2 separate regions of the Homo sapiens genome follow, and region 1 is linked to region 2. A link is an interaction called in ENCODE POLR2A ChIA-PET data of the cell type or tissue named here. Cell type or tissue: OCI-LY7. All regions are shown on one strand.

Region 1 (2,500 bases), 350 kb before region 2:
TTCCTATGCCCTCTCAGGACTCTATAGTTCTTAGAAGCATTTGTCTCAACTGCATTTCACTGTTTGTATAATTATTCATTTGTGGATCTATCTGGTTCACCAAACTGAGCTTGAGGAATAATAATCAGAGATAACCCTTATTTAGTTATATGCCAGGCACTGTTCTAAGACCTGGATTCAAACCTTACCCTTTGAAAAGAACTGTTATTGCCGGGCGCGGTGGCTCACATCTGTAATCCCAGCACTTTGGGAGGCTGAGGTAGGTGGATCATTTGAGGTCAGGAGTTCGAGACCAGCCTGGCCAACATGGTGAAAGCTTGTCTCTACTAAAAATACAAAAATTAGCCAGGCATGATAGCGGGAACCTGTGGTCACAGCTGTATGGGAGGCTGAGGCAGGAGAATCTCTTGAACCTGGGAGGTAGGGGGTGGAGGTTGCAGTGAGTCAAGATTGCATCATTCCACTCCAGCCTGGGTGACAGAGCAAGATTTATTCTAAAAAAAACAAAAAACAAAAAAAAAACAAAAAACCTCTTATTAACCCCATTTATAGATGAAGAAACTGATCCTTCCAGAAGTTAGTAACTTCCCCATGCCTGCTTTGTTATGAAGCAGCCAAGTACGGATTTGATCCCAGACAACTGACTCGGAATCTGTGCTCTTGGCTACCACGTTCTATGAGTGAGGACACCTTATGTGTTCTCTTAAGCATGCAAGCGGGCAAGAAGTGTGGGTATGTTGAGGCTGAGGGCTAGTCCTGAGCTGGCTCTGGCCACCCCCCTGCTGCTCCCACAGGCAGCCCCGGTGACCCTGCAACTGCTCTTCTTGGATGGTGAAGAGGCGCTGAAGGAGTGGGGACCCAAGGACTCCCTTTACGGTTCCCGGCACCTGGCCCAGCTCATGGAGTCTATACCTCACAGCCCCGGCCCCACCAGGATCCAGGCTATTGTAAGACCAGGGTCCCCTGGCTTCTGGCGAGGGAGGGAGCAGGTTAAGCAGGGCTGGCGTCATCCTGCACGGGCCCCTCCAGTCCTAGCCTTTCTCCTTAGGAGCTCTTTATGCTTCTTGATCTCCTGGGAGCCCCCAATCCCACCTTCTACAGCCACTTCCCTCGCACGGTCCGCTGGTTCCATCGGCTGAGGAGCATTGGTAAGGGTGAATGCGGAGGTGGGCCCCAGCCCACCTGGGGTATGGGGTACAGGGCGGTGGGCTGGGGTAGGACAGGCACCTACACTCTAAAGGCTCATCCACCAGTCTGGGCCACATAGGGAGACCCCATCTTTTTTTTTTTTTTTTTTTTGAGATGGAGTCTCGCTCTGTCACTGAGACTGGAGTGCAGTGGCATGATCTTGGCTCACTGCAACCTCCACCTCCCAGGTTCAAGCCATTCTCCTGCCTCAGCCTCCCGAGTAGCTGGGACTACAGGCGCATGCCACCATGCCCAGCTAATTTTTGTATTTTAGTAGAGACAGAGTTTCACTATGTTGGCCAAGCTGGTCTTGAACTCCTGACCTCGTGATCCGTCCACCTCAGCCTCCCAAAGTGCTGGGATTACAGGCGTGAGCCACCGTGCCTGGTGACCCCATCTCTTAAAAAAAAATTAGCTGGGTGCAGTGGCATGCACCTGTCATCCCAGCTACTGGGGAGTATCCTTAGAGCCTGGGAGGTCAAGGCTATAGTGAGCCAAGATTGCGCCACTGCACTCCAGCCTGGGCAACAGAATGAGATCCTGTCTCAAAAAAATAAAAAATAAAAATAAAATAAAGGCTGGGCTTGGTGGCTCACACCTGTAATCCCAGCACTTTGAGAGGCAGGTGGATCACTTGAGCTCAGGAGTTTCAGACCAGCTTGGGCAATATGGCGAAACCCTGTCTCTACAAAATAAAAACAAACATTAGGCCAGGCGCGATGGCTCACACCTGTAATCCCAGCACTTTGGGAGGCCAAAGCGGGTGGATCACCTGAGGTTAGGAGTTTGAGACCAGCCTGGCCAACAGGGCGAAACCCCATCTCTACTAAAAATACAAAAAGTTAGCTGGGCGTGGTGACATGTGCCTGTAATCCTAGCTATTCGGGAGGCTGAAGCAGGAGAATGGCTTGAACCTGGGAGGCGGAGGTTGCAGTGAGCCGAGATCACGCCACTGCACTCCAGCCTGGGCAACAGAGCGAGACTCCATCTCAAAAAAAAAAAAAAAAAAAATTAGCCAGGCATGGTGGCACCTGCCTGCAGTCCCAGTGACTTGGGAGGCTGAAGTGGTAGGATCACTTGAGTCTGGGAGGTCGAGGCTGCAGTAAGCTGTGATCACACCACTGCACTCCAGCCTGGGGACAGAGTGAGACTCTGTCTCAAAAAAAAGTAATAATAAAAATTAAAATTAAAAAAATTAAAAATTGTTTTTAAAAATAAAGGCTTGGCTGGGCGCAATGGTTCACGCCTGTAATCCCAATACTTTGGGAGACTAAGGTAGGTGGATCACAAGGTCAGGAGTTTGAGACCAGCC
Region 2 (2,500 bases):
ACCCAAACAAACATGGCAAATTGACTTTTGACAAAGATGCAAAAGCAATTCAATGTGGGAAAAGATAGTCATTTCAACAAATGGTGTGGGACAATGGGCATGCATATGAAAAAAAAAATCTTCTACCAAAGCTTACACTTCCTACAAAATTTAACTCCAAAATGATCTAGATATAAAAAGTTAAACTATACATTTTCTAGAAGAAAACATAAAAAAAATCCTTATGACTTAGGGAAAAGATACAAAAAACATTGTCCATTTAAAAAATGGATAGATCAGGAAGCGGGCAAGATGGCTGACTAGAAGCAGCTGTGGTCCACCGCACTCACAGAGAGGAATGAAAGGAGTGAGTGAATTCAGCATCTTCAACTGAAATATACAGGTTGTCACTCTCAACCCATGGAGAACGAAGAAATGCAGGGTAGGGTGATGGTCCACCCAGGAGCAGTGTGGAGGTATGGGGACTCCTGCCCCCAGCCAAGTGAAGCAGTGAGTGATTGTGCAACCCTGCCTGGGAAACCATGCTTCTCCCATGGATATTTGCAACCTTAGGATCAAGAGATCCCCACATAAGCCCACGCCCAGAGATTTGGGTCCAATACACAGAGCTGTGTGGAGTCTTGGCAGAGCGGCCACAGGGGCACTCACAGAGACCCAGGAGTTTTACGTACTCTGGCCCTGGGATCTGCAGCAAGGGAGGACATCCCTCCATACATATTTCTATGAAGGGGGCTGAATCCAGAGAACCAAGCAGTGTCATTCTGTGGACCCCACTTCCACAGCACCTCACAAGTTAAGACCCAGTGGCTTGGAATTCCAGCCAGCCAACAGCAACAGGCCGGAGTCTGCCTGGGTCAGGACCAAGTTCCTGGGGTGGGGGTGTCGTGGGGGCAGTCACCATCTCTGTGGTTCAGTAGACTCAGCCATTCTAGCCTGCCAGCTTTGGAGAATACAAATGGTCCAGATGAGGAAGGGTTCCCCACAACACAGCACATCTGCCTTGCCAGATTGTAGCTAGACTGCTTCTTTAAGTGGTTCCCTGACCCCATTCCTCCTGACTGGGTGAGACCTCCTAACAAGGGTCTCCAGCCACCTCCTACAGGGACGTTTGGGTCAACAACTGGTCAGAGGAAGGAGCAGGCTGCCATCTTTGCTGTTTTGCAGCCTTCACTGGTGACACCTTCAGGTACGGGAAAAACGGAGGCAACCAGGGTCTTGAACAAACCCCCAGCACACCACAGCAGCCCTGTGGAATAGTGGCCTGACTGTTAAAAGAAAAACAAACAGAAAACACCAACAACATCAGCAAAAAAGACCCCACAGAAACCTCATTCAAAGGTCAGCAACTTCAAAAATCAAAGGTAAACCCACACAGATGAGAAAGAATCAATGCAAAAATGCTGAAAACTCAAAAAGCCAGAGTGCTTCTTCTCTTCCAAATGACCACAGTACCTCTCCAGCAAGGGCACAGAACTGGGCTGAGACCGAGATGGCTGAATTAACAGAAGTAGTTTTAAGAAGGTGGGTAATAGGCCAGGCGCAGTGGCTCACACCTTTAATCCCAGCACTTTGGGAGGCCGAGGCAGGTGGATCACGAGGTCAGGAGTTAGAGACCAGCCTGACCAACATGGTGAAACCCCCTCTCTACTAAAAATACAAAAGTTAGCTGGGCATGGTGGCACATGCCTATAATCCCAGATGCTGAGGAGGCTGAGGCAGGAGAATCGCTTGAACCCGGGAGGCAGAGGTTACAGTGAGCTGAGATCGCGCCACTGCACTCCAGCCTGGGTGACAAGAGTGAAACTCTGTCTCAAAAAAAAAAAAGAAAAAGATGGGTAATAATGAACTTCACTGAGCTAAAGGAGGATGTTGTATCCCATTGCAAATAAGCTAAGAATCATGATAAATTATACAGGAGCTGACAGAATAGCCAGTTTAGAGAGGAACATAACTGACCCAATGGAACTGGAAAACACAAGAACTTCACAATGCAATCATAAGTATCAGTTACAGAATAGTTCAAGCAGAGGAAAGAATTTCAGAGCTTAAAGACCGTCCTTCTGAAATTATACAGGCAGACAAGAATAGAGAAAAAAGAACAAAAAGAACTGAACAAAACCTCTGAGAAATATGTAAAGAGACAGAATCTATGACTGATTGGGGTACCTGAAAGAGACAGGGAAATTGGAACCAAGTTGGAAAACATACTCCAGGATATCATCCAGGAGAACTTCCCCAAACTTGCAAGACAGGCCAACATTCAAATTCAGTAAATACAGAGAACCCCAGTGAGATACTCCATAAGAAGATTTACCCCAAGACATATAATCAGCAGATTCTTCATTGTCGAAATGAAAGAAAAAATGTTAAGGGCAGCCAGAGAGAAAGGCCAGGTAACCTACAAAGAAAAGCCCATCAGACTACCAGCGGACCTCTCAGTGGAAATCCTACAAGCCAGAAGAGATTGGGGGCCAATATTCAACATTCTTAAAAGAATTTC

Evidence for each region. Peaks named below come from ENCODE experiments on the same cell type or tissue, not always from the same donor. Only the 100,000 strongest peaks of a DNase experiment are listed, where the experiment ranks them.
Region 1: POLR2A ChIA-PET joins it to region 2 with 5 read pairs; 2 of 35 experiments call an interaction of 5 or more read pairs at or near these places.

Annotation. Positions count from the first base shown.
Region 1 is chr19:45,697,753-45,700,252 of GRCh38, forward strand. It overlaps QPCTL (glutaminyl-peptide cyclotransferase like), which reads left to right. Exons shown (of 7, transcript NM_017659.4): 4 at 795-947; 5 at 1,049-1,148. Among named protein-coding and RNA genes, the nearest start is that of QPCTL, 6.3 kb to the left of the region's middle. In OCI-LY7, no CTCF peak of the experiment used is centred here; no DNase peak of the experiment used is centred here; H3K27ac peaks cover 979 bases.
Region 2 is chr19:46,043,632-46,046,131 of GRCh38, forward strand. It overlaps a transcript of IGFL4 not described here. Among named protein-coding and RNA genes, the nearest start is that of IGFL4, 3.9 kb to the left of the region's middle. In OCI-LY7, no CTCF peak of the experiment used is centred here; no DNase peak of the experiment used is centred here.